2 separate regions of the Homo sapiens genome follow, and region 1 is linked to region 2. A link is an interaction called in ENCODE POLR2A ChIA-PET data of the cell type or tissue named here. Cell type or tissue: PC-9. All regions are shown on one strand.

Region 1 (8,000 bases), 250 kb before region 2:
GGGTCCTTGCAAAAGAGGCCCCAGAGACCTCCCCTGCCCCTTCCATCACGTGAGGACACAGCTAGAAGGCAGAAGCCGAACCAGAAAGCAGGCCCTCCCCAGACACTGAATCTGCCAGTGCCTTGATCTTGGACTTCCCAGCCTCCAGAGCTGACTGCAACACATTCCTGTTGTTTAGAAGCCAGCCAGTCTCTAATATTTTTGTTGTAGCATCTGAATGAACTGTCACCCTCCCTTCCCTCCACCACCCTGTGTAGCTCTTACATGTGCTGGGGACCTTCATGATTCAGGGTCTTTGGGCATTTCACAGAGGAACAGAAACTTGTGGATTAGAGAAAATTATTATATGAGATAACATCTTTGGATTGTTTGTATAAGATAACATCTTTGGATTGTTTGTTTGTTTGTTTTGAGACAGGTTCTCGCTTTTGTCACTCAGGCTGGAGTACAGTGGCATGTACATCGCTCACTGCAGCCTCAACGTCCCAGGCTCAAGAGGTCCTCCCACCTCACCCTCTGGAGTAGTTGAGACCAGAGGCCCACACCACCACACCTGGCTATTTTTGCATTTTGAATTTTTCATAGAGACAGGGTTTCACCATGTTGCCCAGGCTGGTCTTGAACTACTGAGCTCAAGTGATCTTCCTGCATCAGCCTCCCAAAGTGCTGAGATTACAAGCATGAGCCACCATGCCAGCCCAGATAACACCTTTGAATACAAATTTCTCAGCCGGGTGAGGTTGCAGTGAGCCAAGATCACGCCATTGCACTACAGCCTGGGTGACATAGTGAGACTCTGTCTCAAAAAAAAAAAAAAAAAAGAATACACATTTCTCCAAAGAAGAGCTATAGACAGATGAAAGCACATGAAAAGAGGCTCAGCATCATCAGTCATTACAGAAACACAAATAAGAACCACCATGAAACACCACTTCACACCTACGAGGCTGGTTATACTAAAAACAGGGAAAAATAAAAGTGTTGGTGAGGATGTGGAGAAACTGGAGCCCTCACTCCCTGCCGGTGGGACTGTGAAAGGACAATTTGGCAGTTAACTTGCAGTTACCATACGACTCAGCAACTCCACTCCTAGGTATATTCCCTGAAGAAATGAAGCTATATGTCCAGGCAAAAGCTTGTCCACAAATATTCATAGCAGCACTATTCGTAATAGTCAAAAGGTAGAAACAACCCAAATGCCCATCAAGGGATGAATGCATAAACAGATGTGGTCCACCCATGGAGTGGAATACTATTCAGCCATAAAAAAGAATGAAGCTCTGACACAGGCTACAATGTGGATGAACTGCAAAACAATATTACCCAACCTTCCAGGGCTTAAATATATATTTATATACACACAAGTGAAAGAAGTCAGTCACGAAAAAGGTCACATATTGTATGATTCTATTTACAGGAAATATTCAGAATAGGAAAACCCACATAGACAAGAAGCAGACTTGGTGTTTGCCAGGGGCTGGGAGTAGGGGACTGTGATCGACTTCTAATAGGTATGGAGTTTCTTTTCACGGTGATGGAAATGTTCTGGAATTAGAGAGTGATGATGGCTTCACAACACTGTGAAAATCCTAAAATCCACCAAATGAAAACCATTTTAAAGTGGTTAAAATGGTAAATTTTGGGCTGGGTGTGGTGGCGCATGCCTGTAAACCCAGCACTTTGGGAGGCTGAGGCTGGGGATTGCTTGAATCCCGGAGTTTGAGACCAGCCTGGGCAACATAGTGAGACCTTGTCTCTACAAAAAATTAGCCAGGCATGGTGGCGTGCACCTATAGTCCCAGCCCAGAAGGTGGAGGCTGCAATAAGCCATGATCGCACCACCCCACTGCAGCCTGGGCGACAGAGCAAGACCCTATCTTCAAAAAAAAAAAAAAGGTGAATTGTATGTGAATTTTATCACAATTGAAAAAAGAAGATGACGCTGAGTGCTGGCAAATGCCAGCCACGAAGAGAAACAATGATATAGAGACTAAAAGCATTCCTGCATTCCTCACCTCAGGAGAAGTAAAATGCAATATTCTCATAATTATGAGAAAATTAGGCACGAGAACGTACAAAGTACAATTCGAACATTTTCAGAAATAAACTTCAGTAACAAACAACAATATCTGTTGGACACGATCCCTAACAGACTGTTTGTGAAAATCTCGAGTGATGGGAGAGAAGTAGGTGTGGGGAAATCTGTTTCAGGAACTCTGAGTCTAAGCCGCAAAACGTGTTTACATGAGACCCATCAACAGAATAAGCCGAGGGACTGAATGAGGAATGAACTGCGGGAGGTAGGCATTTTACAATCAGGAATCTGAAATGAGACTATGTCCCAGTTTGGGAGTCAGAGAATTGTAGACTTTCTGGGCCAAGCCCTCAGTGAACATTAACCCTGGAGAATAAAGGAGCAGGGAGTTTCTAGAAGATTCTACATCCGGGAGTGGGGGGAGGAAAACTGTGGAGGTTGGTGTCTCAGAAATCTTAAAGGATGTTAAAAAAGAAAACCATGATTCACTGAATTTAAAATAGGAGAAAAGCTCAGATTAAGAATGAATAACTTTATCGAGGATTAGGTCACAGGAATTCTGGTTTTAAATTGTTTACGTAGAGTTAAAGAGAAAGAATTTGTACCATAAGAAGAAGCCAACTATAACAGCAAGGAAGACATTCAAGAACAGGATCTAGTGGCTGCACAACTGAGCTCCCTCCTCGGGCTGGAGAGAGCAGGGGCTCAAGTCCCTAAACCCGGGCCATGGCAGCAGGGGGTCAATGACCCAAGAAAGCAGCTTGGGACGGAGGGTGGCCCCGCAGGCTGCATGCTGGGCTGCTGGAAGGAAGGTCTTCCGCTGAGAAGGCAGAAGAACGAGTGCTCTGCTGGAGAATAAAGGTAGCAGAGTTTACAGCCACGCGTCCAGAGGGAATTCAGAGGGGCGGGGCAGGCCGTTGCTAGGCTCGAGTCCGCGCAGGAGTCAAGGGCGACAAGCATGAGCTTGTGGCTGCGCAAACCAGCCCAGCAGCCAGGCCTCCCCAAGAGGCACACGCGAGCATGGGCGCAGCTCACGGTGACAGAATGAGGCTGAGTCAGTCACACGTGGACTGTAGGATAGGCAGAGCTAAGCTGACAGGGAACACGTTCCAGAGGAGGGGCCGGGGGAGGGAGAGGCTGCCAGGGGGTTTGAGCACCTCCTAAGTGGCCCACAGAACACTGTGGGTGAGTTCAGTGTGCATTCTCCTGGAGGGTGGGGACACAAGTTTTCACGAGGCTGTCAAAGGGTCCGGGACCTGCTACTCTGAAATGTTAAGAAGCTAAAGAGTTTGTGTTGGCCTGAGAGGCAAGGAGTGGGACGGGGACTTAGGGCAACGGACACGCATGTGGTAAAAAAAAGGCCCTGTGGTGTCGGGGAGGCGAGGAGGTGGCCCCGGTCCTGCTGGAGGCGGCGTAGTTTCAGGAGAGGACAAAAGTGGAAAGTCACCTTTATAGTAGGAATGGAGCGCAGATGTAAGTGGCGGCAAGCTAACGCCAAGGGGAGGAAGTCCATCAGGCTCAGCAATTTCCCTGCCGCGAGTGGGCAAACATCTCACACGTGTACACAAATATATTTGGACACGGGTGCTTACTGCAGCATTGGCGGTAAAGTGGAAGGTATAACCAAAATGCCTATAAATAAATAACTAAGGCCGGGTGCGGTGGTTCATGCCTGCAGTCCTAGCACTTTGAGAGGTTGAGTGGGGCAGATTGCCTGAGCTCAGGAGTTCGAGGCCAGCCTGGCCAACATGGTGAAACCCCGTCTCTACTAAAATACAAAAAATTTGCCGGGCGTGGTGGCACATGCCTGTAATCCCAGCTACTCTGGAGGCTGAGGCACGAGAATTGCTTGAACCCGGGAGGCAGAGGTTGCAGTGAGCCGGGATTGTGCCACTGCACTCCAGCCTGGGCGACAGAGCAAGACTCTGTCTCAAAAAAATAAAATAAAATAGAATAAAAGGCTAAGTAAGTACTTAGGACAGGAGTGGAATATCAGACCATTAGTAGAAAGAATGAAGCACAAACACAGTAGAAAGTGATAAGGAAAGATACAGGCTAAATATTAGGTAAAAGAGCAGGTGGCAGAAAAGTGAGAAAAATAAGATCTCTTTTTTGAAGAAGAAAAAAAAAACACACAAAAAAACCCTATTAGTCCAGCCATGAAAAGGAATGAAGCACCAACACGTGGTACAAGGTGGATGAACCTTGAGAACATCATGCTAAAAACAGCCAGTCACAAAAGGCTACTTACTATATGATTCCATTTTCATGAAGTTTCCAGAACAGGCAAATCCACAAAGACAGAAAGTGGCTTAGTGGCTGCCAGGGGCTGGGGAAGGGAGGTGGGGAGTGACTGCTTAATGGGGACAGGGTGTCTTTTTGGGGTGATGACTCTGGAATTAGATGGTGGTGATGGTTGCATAACCTTGTGAATATACTGAAAGCCACTAAATTGTACACATTAAGAGCCTGAATTCTGCGGCATGTGAATTACATCCCAATGCAAAAAACACTAAAGAATTCGTATGTATGTTTTACAGGCCTGTGAAATATCTGAAACCATCCACACCAAACTTTTCTTAGTGGTGGGAGGGGCAGAGGAGAGAGGAAGAAGCAGCCAGAGGCTCTTTTTTTCTTTTTTACAATTTGGATTTTTTTTTAATGATGAAAACGTAAGACTTTTATAATGTAAAAGAGAAGCAGTCAGAATTATGGGGACTACACACAGGATCCCAAAGTCCTGAAATGGTCACTAGGGAATTCTGGGGACAGATCACTCAGGTGGCTTGGAGGGCACCACCTGTGTTTCAAAGTCCAGTGATGATCACTTTAGAAAATGGACAACGCTGAGGTCAGGTGGACCCACGCTACTCAGACTTTGTCAGTGACCTTATGTTTTCACGGCTATGAAGTATCTGCACGCCAGTAAGTAGCCAATATAGTGGTCACCTTTTAAAAGGAAGAGTTGACTTAAAACTTGTGCCTGCTTTGACTTTAACACCTTTACCTGTGCAGTCGGTATAGAAGCCAGGGCCACACGTGGCTGCTGAGCACCTGAAATGGGGCTGGTCCGAACTAACATTTCTAAGACTTAGCACACAAAAAAGAATGTGAAATATCTCGACAATAATTTTTCATATAGGTTATATATTGAAATGAATATTTTCAATACAGTTCATTGGATGAAATGTATTATTAAATTACTTTCACTTGTCTCTTTTTACTTTTTAAAATGCAGCTACTAGGCCAGGTGCAGTGGCTCATGCCTGTAATCCTAGCCCTTTGGGAGGCTGAGGCGGGTGGATCACGAGGTCAGGAGATTGAGACCATCCTGGCTAACATGGTGAAACCCCGTCTCTACTAAAAATACAAAAAATTAGCCAGGCATGGTCCCAGTTACTCGGGAGGCTGAGGCAGGAGAATGGTGTGAACCCAGGAGGCAGAGCTTGCAGTGAGCCGAGATCGCGCCACCGCACTCCAGCCTGGGCGACAGAGCAAGACTCCATCTCAAATAAATAAATAAATAAAAACAAATAAATAAAATGCGGCTACTAGAAAATTGCAAATTTCACACGTGGCTTGTGTTATGTTTCTTTATTGGCCGGTAATGATCTAGAAGACACTTAGAATAAATCATCTCAGGATAAGTTTAAGAATTCACAAATATTTTAAGAGATTCTATTTTACTAGAAAGTAAGCAAAATGATTTTTAGATGTAGATGTGATCTCTATCTAGTAAGAACTCATGTAATTTTGACAAATAATTACTCTATTTGGTGTCCCACAAATACAGTTAGACATGGCCTCTATCCTCAAGGGTTTTGCATGGATGGGGTGAGAAAGAAAAGGAGACATACACAGATAATTCCTTACGTGGCAAAAGGTAACAGGTGCAGACTCCAGATGGAACAGGGTACCATAAACAATGGGGCAGGGGAGTCTGGGCAGCATCCCGTCCTGGACCCTGCTGGAGGTGGGGTAGGGAAAATCAGGCAGAGGTGTAAACAAGGGGAGGGTGTGTGGGGCAGGGAAGGGGTCAAGAGACCAAGCTGGGTGGAGCTCGGGGAATAAAGGGGGAAATAGGATGGACCACTTGGAGAAAGTCTACGAATGCGAGTCAGAGCCCCTGGACTGCACCACAGGGGCAGAGGTCAGGAAACTACCGCCCACCACCCAAATCTGGCCCAGCCGCTAGCCTGTTTGTGTATGGCCCATGAGCTAAGAATGGCTTTTACATTTTGAAGTGGTTAGAAAAAAATCAAAATCAAAATATTCTGTGATGCATGAAAATTACATGAAATTCACATTTCAGCATCCATAAATAAAGTTTGATTGGCACACGGCCAGGCCCAAGCTCTCACATGTTGTCTACATCTGCTTTCAAGCTCCATCGGGAGAGCTGAGTAGTTGAGATAGTGACCATCTGGGCCTCAAAAGCTAAAACATTTACTATCTAGCCCTTTATAGAGAATGTTTGCTGATCCCCACTTCCTTGGAATACTAAAACATCCTGTGGGCTTCCTTTGCTCAAATAAAATAAAGGCACTGCTCAAATAAAATAATGGCACTTGCGCCAATCTGCAGAAATATTTATTGAATAGGTTCCTCGAATTTAAAACATTTTCCCTACCAATATTTCTTAAACCCTTGGTAGATATTTCCTCTTATTTGCTAATGAAGAGTAGCCAACAACAAAACAAAAACTAATGTGATACCCTGCAGGTTTCACATTATTGGGAAGCCCTGTACCAGTCTGTCTCACCCAATCAACAGCAGTTTTAAAGAATGTATGCTCATAGTTGATACTGCGCACACTCTCGTTTTTGTTTTTTGTTTTGTTTTGTTTTGTTTTGTTTTGTTTTGAGATGGAGTCTTGCTCTGTCTCCCAGGCTGGAGTGCAGTGGCGCGATCTCGGCTCACTGCAAGCTCCGCCCCCCGGGTTCATGCCATTCTCCTGCCTCAGCCTCCCGAGTAGCTGGGACTACAGGCGCCCACCACCATGCCCGACTAATTTTTTATATTTTTAGTAGAGACGGGGTTTCACCATGTTAGCCAGGATGGTCTCGATCTCCTGACCTCGTGATCCGCCCACCTTGGCCTCCCAAAGTGCTGGGATTACAGGCGTAAGGCACTGCACCTGGCCTCGTTTCTTATAATTTAATCATGTTGCATTAATAAAATATGAGTTCACATGATTTAATTCAACGCACTCCTGGTATTCCATGATGTTCCACCATATCATGTGGTCTCCCCCTCCCAGGGTCCCCCACCATCTTAAGGCCATTGTTGAGGGCAGCTGGAAGCACCAGATTTGGAAGAACACAGAACAAGAGGACCAGCACCATACCCTTCATCTAAGGGAAGAAATCGGAAGTTTACTTTAACAGTCCTGCATGAGAGGGTCTGAACTGGAACAGTATAATCAGAAACAGAAAGGGAAGAATCAATACAAGACCAGTTTGGGTGGTGGGACCTATAGGAAGTAGTGAGTAGAAAAGAGGGCAGTGGGTTAGTGGGGGTGAAGCAGAGTGGGGAGAGGATGAGATGACCCCTAGCCTTCAACACTGGGCAACAGAGGAGACAGCTCCATCTACAGCCTTGGACTAGACCCTGGGGAGGAAGAACGAGCGGTCCAGGCTACTCGGGTTTCTGGCAAGAGCAGGGTGCCCAGGCTGGGACCCACACATCTCTCTTTCACTTGGGCCTTGCCTTTCTTCCTAGACCCTGGGCCCAACCCTTTCTGAAGCAACAAAGAGGGGAAGCAACTAAGGAGAAAGGCAAATTGCATGGAGTTTAGCGGCAGGAAAGATTCCTCAGCTACCTGCCCAAAGGACTGAGACATGCATTAAGATATCTTTACCCTTCTGAGGGCGTGATCATCATTCCAATTCCACCGGGCTTTTACAAGGATTAGAAGTAATACATGTAATACACCAGGCACATAGTATGTACCCATGGGTAACAT
Region 2 (8,000 bases):
GGTACACACGTGTGGTCTTAACTTCTCAGGAAGCTGAGATGGGAAGATTGCTTGAGCCTAAAGGTCGAAGTTGCAGTGAGCTATGTGTGCACCACTGCACTCCAACCTGGGCCACAGAGCAAGACCTTGTCTCAAAAAAAAAAAAAAGAAAAAAAAAGAAAAAGAAAAAGAAAAAAGGAACTATACCCATCTTAGCATTGGGCTTTTTTTTGTTTTCTTTTGTTTTGTTTTGTTTTGTTTTTCTTTTTGTTTTGAGATGGAGTCTTGCTCTGTCACCTAGGCTGGAGTACAATGGTGCAGCAGCCTCCACTCACCACAACCTCTGACTACTGGGTTCAAGCGATTCTCCTACCCCAGCCTCCCAAATAGCTGGGATTACAGGCACCCGCCACCATGCCCGGCTAATTTTTTTTATTTTTAGTAGAGACGCGGGTTTCACCAGGTTGGCCAGGCTGGTCTTGAACTCCTGACCTCATAATCTGCCTGCCTTGGCCTCCCAAAGTGCTAGGATTACAGGCGTGAGCCACTGCACCCAGCAGTGTTGGTTTTAATACTTGCTTTCTATTTATTTAGTAGCTTTCCATGTAGTGGAGCAATATAAAATTTCCTTTTGAAGTAAAGATATGCATTAATATTTGGAAAGTGTTTTTGGAAAATGAACTTGTTTAAAGACAGTGTTTAAGTCAATAATGGTTACCGTACAGATGGGGAAAATTTTAGTCTAACAATGCCCAAAGTCACAAAGGACATTATTGGGTAATTGGTGAAATTTGCACATGGAATATAAAGTAGATAATAGTATTGTGTCCATATTTATTTTCTGAAGTAGATAAATGAATTCTGGTTGTGTAAGAGAGTATCCTAGTTCTTTTTTTTTTTTTTTTTTTTTAAGATGGAGTTTCACTCTGTTGCCCAGGCTGGAGTGCAGTGGCTTGATCTTGGCTCACTGCAATTTCTGTTTGAGTTCGAGACCAGCCTGGGCAACATAGGCAGACTGTGTCTCTAAAAAAAAATAATAATAATCCATTTTAAAAACAAACTATTTCAGACCGGGAGTGGTGGCTCACACCTGTAATCCCAGCACTTTGGGAGGCTGAGGCGGGCGGATCACGAGGTCAGGAGATTGAGACCATCCTGGCTAACATGGTGAAACCCCGTCTCTACTAAAAATACAAAAAATTAGCCAGGCGTGGTGGCGGGCGCCTGTAGTCCCAGTTACTCAGGAGGCTGAGGCAGGAGAATGGCGTGAACCCAGGAGGTGGAGCTTGCAGTGAGCCAAGATCGTGCCACTGCACTCCAGTCTGAGCAACAGAGCAAGACTCAATCTCAAAAAAATAAATAAATAAATACAATAAAATAAAAACAAACTATTTCAAGATAAAAAGTTGTGGGTTTGTTTGTTTTGAGACGGAGTTTTGCTCTTGTTGCCCAGGCTGGAGTCCAATGGCATGATCTCGGCTCACTGCAACCTCCACCTCCCGAGATCAAGTGATTCTCCTGCCTCATCCTCCCGAATAGCTGGGATTACAGGCACCCGCCACTGTGCCCGGCTAATTTTGTATCTTTAGTAGAGACAGGGTTTCTCCATGTTGGTCAGGCTGGTCTCGAACTCCCGACCTCAGGTGATCCGCCCACCTTGGCCTCCCAAAGTGCTGGGATTACAGGCGTGAGTCACCGCACCCAGCCAAAAGTTTTTTCTTTAACTTGCCGATTCCGAGTACTGGTGAGGATGGGAAGTGGGGGAGTGGTGGAAATATGAAGAGGCCAACCACTTTGGAAAATAATTTGACATTACCTGAAGCATTACTGGGTACAGTAGTTCAACTGTTAGAACAAGACAATTCCACAAATATCAGTGTCCTAAAAGTTTACATCTCACATAAGCAAAGAGTATGGAGGGTGAAGCTGTCCCAGAAGGCTCAGGCAAGTGGGAATTTAGCAATCCAGGCCCCTTCCTTCCTTCTCATGATGCCTCCATCCCAGCATGTGGCCTCCATCCCAACACGTGACCTCCATCTCAACATGTGGCCTCCACTCCCAATATGTGGCCTCCACTTTCAACATGTGGCCTCCATACCCATCAAGTGGCATCCATCTCAACGTGGGGCCTCCACTCACAAAATGTGGGCTTCCTCCCAACTTGTGGCTCTAAATCCCAAAATGTGCCCTTTGCTCCCAACATGTGGCCTCCATACCCATCATGTGGCCCCCACCTCAACATGTGGCCTCCACTAACAAAATGTGGGCTTCCTCCCAACTTGTGGCTCTCAATCCCAACATGGCTTTGGTGTACCTCTATTGGTCAGAACTAGTCACATGACCTCCACTAGATGAAAGGGTTGCTGGGAAATGTAATCTGTAGCACAGCAGCCACTTCCTGGTATCCACTTTACCCTGTGGGAAGGGAGCCTGAATCTTTAAACCACAACAGGCTGCCTCCATCACATTCAGTAAAGGTGCAAATGAACATGTCCTACAACCAGCAACTCATCTCCTGGATTTATGTCCCCCTGAGAAACTCCCACAAATGGACCCAGGATTCTGGTACAAGATTATTCAGAGCAGCCCTGCCTGCAATAGCAAAACCATGGAACTATTCACAAACATCCCTGAGTTAAAGACTTGATAAGTAGGCCGGGCATGGCAGCTCATGCCTGTAATCCCAGGAGCTCAAGACAGGTGGATCACCTGATGTCAGGAGTTCGAGACCAGCCTAGTCAACATAGTAAAACCCTGTCTCTACTAAAAATACAAAATATTAGCCAGGCGACGGGAGGCTGAGGCAGGAGAATGGCCCGAACCCAGGAGGTGGAGCTTGCAGTGAGCCGAGATTGCGCCACTGCACTCCAGCCTGGGCGACAGAGCGAGACTCCGTCTAAAAATATATATATAAATATATATATATTAGCCAGGCATGGTGGGGCACCTTTAATTCCAGCTACTCAGGAGGCTGAGGCATGAGAAGCGCTTGAACCCAGGAGGCAGAGGTTGCAGTGAGCCAAGATTGTGCCATTGCACTCCATCTTGGGCAACAAGAGCAAAACTCCATCTCAATAAATAAATAAATTTATTTATTTATTAAATAAAGACTCGTTAAGTAAATAGTGGATTCTCCTGCCTCAGCCTCCCTAGTAGCTCGGACTACAGGCACCCACAACCATACCTGGCTAATTTATTGTATTTTTAGTAGAGACAAGGTTTCACCATGTTGGCCAGGCTGGTCCTGAACTCCTGACCTCAAGTGATCCGCCTGCCTCAGCCTCCTAAAGTGCTGGGATTACAAGCGTGAGCCACCGCACCTGGCCTGTGTGGGTATAAGTTTTCAATGCATCTAGGTAAATACAAGGGGGCACAATTGTTGGATTATTTTGTTGTTTTTTTCTTTAAACCATATATGTATGTTATATATCCTCTTGTGAAGATATATTTCACAACAATCAATTTATTTTATTTTATTTTATTTTATTTTATTTATTTATTTGTTTATTTTTTTGAGATGGAGTCTCGTTCTGTCATCCAGGCTGGAGTGCAGTGGCACGATCTCGGCTCACTGCAACCTCCGCCTCCCGGGTTCACACCATTCTCCTGCCTCAGCCTTCCAAGTATCTGGGACTACAGGTGCCCGCCACCACACCTGGCTAATTTTTTGTATTTTTAGTAGAGACGGGGTTTCACCACGTTGGCCAGGATGGTCTTGATCTCCTGGCTGGTCAAGGCTGGTCTCAAACTCCTGACCTCAGGTGATCCACTGGCCTCTGCCACCCAAAGTGCTGGGATTACAGGCGTGAGCCACCGTGCCCGGCCTCCGTGTGTTGTTTGTAAATGAAGTTATGTGGATAAATTTTTATTGGCACACGGTCACACCCATTTGTTTGTAAGTTGTCTATGGCTACTTTTATGCTATAATGCAGCAATCTGCAAGCTTTTTGTCACCCAGGACCAGTTTTGTGCAAGACAATTTTATCACGGAGGTGTGGAATGGTTTCAGGATGATTCAAGCACATTACATTTATTGTTCACTATTTCTATTAGTATTACACTGTAATATATAATGAACTAATTATACAGCTCACATAATGTAGAATCAGGGAAAGCCCTCCCCTTGTTTTCCTGAAACTAGACTGTCCCAGCTGGGGGTGATGGGAGACAGTGACAGATCATCAGGTATTAGATTCTTTTTTTTTTTTTTTTTCAAATGGAGTCTCACTCTGTCACCCAGGCTGGAGTGCAGTGGTACGATCTCAGCTCACTGAAATCTCGGCCTCCTGGGTTCAAGCGATTCTCTTGCCTCAGCCTCCTGAGTCGCTGGGATTACAGGCGCGCACGACCATGCCCAGCTAATTTTTGTATTTTTTGTAAAGACAGGGTTTTACCATGTTGCCCAGACTGGTCTCCAACTCCTGACCTCAGATGATCCACCTGCCTTGGCCTCCCAAAGTGCTGGGATGACAGGCATGAGCCACCATGCCTGGCATCATCCAGCTAATTTTATTATAATAATAATAATAATTATTATTATTGGAAATGGGGTCTCCCTATATTGCCCAGGCTGCTTTCAAACACCCAGGCTCAAGTGATCCTCCCACCTCAGCCTCCCAAGCTGCTGGGATTCCAGGCGTGAGCCACTGTGCCTGACCATCACATCATCTTCCAAGGTGGGTTAATTCCATGACTTACTAGAAGAAGGGTTGCCAGATAAAATACAGGACACCCAGTTAAATCAGAATTTCAGATTAACGATGGATAAGTTTTTGGCATAAATATGTTCCAAATATTGCATATGATCGGATTATCCTAAAAATTATTCTTCATGTATCTGAAATTCAAATTTAAATGAGCCTCCTGTATTTTTATGTGCTAAATCTGGAGACTCTAATCTGGAAGTATCTCTTCAACTGAGCCTGTCTCATTCCTTCCTCCAAAAAAAAGTTCGAGAAAAGTTTTCATTAAGTGGCATTATGTCATTTCTACTGCCTCCTCTACCTAAATCCAATAACCTCAAATGGGTATTCTAAGGTTATTGGTTATTAACCTTTTATTTCACTCATTCTTTTCTCCTCCTCCTCCTCCTCCCCCTCCTCTTCCTCCTCCTTCTTCTTCTCCTTCTTCTTCTTCTTTTTTTTCTTTTCTTTTTTTTTTTTTTTGAGACAGGGTCTTGCTCTGTCACCCAGGCTGGAGTGCAGTGCTGCAATCATAGCTCACTGCAGCCTCAATCTCCTGGCTGGAGCAATCATCACACCTTGGCCTCCCAAAATGCTAGGATAATCCTGGGGCCTCTCTCCTTGGCTTCTAGATGGCTGTCCACCAGCCATCTACATCTGGTGGTCAGCCACCACCCCCAGCCGCTGTTTTCCATCAGTCCATTCTAAGGTTCAAAGGTTTAAAATCTGTCCATCTAGCTCAGAACTCAGATGTATTTTCTTCAACATCACAGCGGAGATTACTCTGGTCCAGCGGGGAGGAGGTTCTCTGCCCACCCCCTTCTTTCCTTCCTTCTTGAAGGCTGAGACCGAGGAGGGAAAAAAGGAAAGATAAAGAGGGATCTTACTGTTATGGCTTGAATTGTATTCTCTAAAAAGATGTGTTGCAGACAGGGCATGGTGACTCACATCTATAATCTCCGCACTTTGGGAGGCCAAGGAGGGAGTATCGCTTGAGGTCAGGAGTTTGAGACCACCCTGGCCAACACCACGAGTCCCTGTCTCTACAAAAAAAAAAAATATATATATATATATATATATAAAATAATAATAAAAGATAAGTTACAGACCCCCTCGTCCCTCAGAATGTGACCTTGCTTGGAAATAGTCTCTTTTTCTTTTCTTTTCTTTTTCTTTTTTTTTTTTTTGAGACAGAATCTCACTTTGTCATCCAGACTGGAGTACAGTGGTGCAATCATAGCTCACTGCAGCCTCAACCTCCTGGGTTCAAGCCATCCTCCCACCTCAGCCTCGTTAGTGGTGACGACAGGTGTGCACCACCACACTCAGCTAATGTTTCTGAATTTTTTGTAGAGATGAGGTTTCGCCATGTTACCCAAGCTGGCCTTGAACTCTTGGGCTTAGGTGATCTGCCCACCATGGCCTCCCAAAGTGCTGGGATTATAGGTACGAGCCACTGTGTGGAAACAGGGTCTTTAGAAAGGTAATGGAGTTAAAATGATGGCCGGGCGTGGTGGTTCACGCCTGTTATCCCAGCACTTTGGGAGGCCGAAGTGGGTGGATTACCTGGCGTCAGGAGTTCAAGACCAGCCTGACCAACATGGCAAAAGCCTGTCTCTACTAAAAATACAAAAATTAGCCGGGCGTGGTGGCAGGTGCCTGTAATTCCGGCTACTCGGGAGGCTGAGGCAGGAGAATCGCTTGAACCCAGGAGGTGGAGGCTGCAGTGAGTCCAGATCATGCCATTGCACTCCAGCCCGGAAAAGAAGAGCAAATCTAAACAACAACAACAACAAATAAGTTATTAGGGCAGGTCCTTGTCCTCCATGACTAGTGTCCTTATAAAAAGGGAAAATGGCTAGGCACAGTGGCTCATGCCTGTAATCCCAGCACGTTGGGAGGCCAAGGTGGGGGGCGGATCACCTGAGGTTGGGAGTTTGAGACCAGCCTGGCCTCCCAACGTGCTGGGATTGCAGGCTTGAGCCACAGTGCCTGACTAGAAGTGTTAATTTTGAGGAGTGAGACATCTAGGTGGGTAAGACAAAGCTGGGAGGCATCCAGGTACCTACACACGTATTTAAAGCCATGCAGCTGGATGACATTTCTGAGGGGTCGTGGATAAAGAAGAACAGGCTGGGTGCAATGGCTCACATCTGTAATCCCAGCACTTTGGGAGGCCGAGGCGGGTGGATCACCTAAGGTCAGGAGTTTGAGACCAGCCTGGCCAACATGGTGAAACCCTGTCTCTACTAAAAATACAAAAATTAGCTGGGTGTGGTGGCACGCGCCTGTAATCTCAGCTACTCTGGAGGCTGAGACAGGAGAATTGCTTGAACCCGGGAAGTGGAGGTTGCAGTGAGCCAAGATCTCACGACTGCACTCCAGCCTGGGTGGTAGAGTGAGACTCCATCTGGAAAAAAAAAAAAAAAAAAAGAAGATTAAAGACTGAGCCCTGGGGCTCTCTAAGACAGAAGGGTCTCTTAAAGGACCAATCTGATGAGAGGGAAAAAATCTTTCGTCACAAAGAAAACATCCATTTACAGGAGACTAGTTAACTAAATTATGGGTTTTGATATCGACATGGAATGCTCCACAGGCATTAAAAAAAAAGATGACAAAAGCTCTGAGTCACCATTTGGATTCTCCAGAACAGATCCTGAGAAATAATTTGGGGTGTGAGATTTTTATTGGGAATTCACAGTTGTCAAAGAAAGAAGCACGGCAGGCTGGGCATGGTGGCTCAAGCCTGTAATCCCAGCACTTTGGGAGGCCGAGGCGGGTGGATCATGAGATCAGGAGTTTGAGACTAGCCTGGCCAATATGGTGAAAACCTGTCTCTACTAAAAATACAAAAATTAGCTGGGTATGGTGGCGGGTGCCTGTAGTCCCAGCTACTCCAGAGGCTGAGGCAGAAAAATTGCTTGAACCCAGGAGGCGCGGGTTGCAGTGAGCTGAGATAGCACCACTGCACTCCAGCCTGGGCAACAGAGCGAGACTCCATCAAGAAGAAGAAGGAGAAGAAGAAGGAGGAGGAGGAAGAAAGAAGAAGAGGAAGAAGAGGAGGAGGAGGAGGAAGAGGAAGAAGAAGAAGAAAGAAAGAAGGAAGAAGGAAGAAGAAGAAGAAGGAGGAGGAGGAGGAGGAGAGCTAGGCTTGGTGGCTCATGTCTGTAATCCCAGCGCTTTGAGAAGCAGAGGCAGGTGGATGGCTTGAGCCTAGAGTTTGAGATCAGCCTGGGCAACATAGGGAGCCCCCATCTCTACAAAATAAAAGAAAGAAAGAGAGAGAGAGAAAGAAGAAAGGAAAAGAGGGAGGGACAGAAGGAGGGAGGGAAGGAAGGA

Evidence for each region. ChIA-PET counts read pairs that join two places held together with the same protein. Peaks named below come from ENCODE experiments on the same cell type or tissue, not always from the same donor. Only the 100,000 strongest peaks of a DNase experiment are listed, where the experiment ranks them.
Region 1: POLR2A ChIA-PET joins it to region 2 with 13 read pairs; 2 of 35 experiments call an interaction of 5 or more read pairs at or near these places.

The regions. Positions count from the first base shown.
Region 1 is chr19:6,089,568-6,097,567 of GRCh38, forward strand. All of the region lies in intron 1 of RFX2 (regulatory factor X2), which reads right to left. Among named protein-coding and RNA genes, the nearest start is that of RFX2, 17 kb to the right of the region's middle. RefSeq lists an enhancer at 3,005-3,710. In PC-9, no CTCF peak of the experiment used is centred here; a DNase peak (open chromatin) is centred at 3,004; H3K4me3 peaks cover 718 bases; H3K27ac peaks cover 1,132 bases.
Region 2 is chr19:6,341,391-6,349,390 of GRCh38, forward strand. It overlaps a transcript of ACER1 not described here. Among named protein-coding and RNA genes, the nearest start is that of ACER1, 12 kb to the left of the region's middle. In PC-9, no CTCF peak of the experiment used is centred here; no DNase peak of the experiment used is centred here.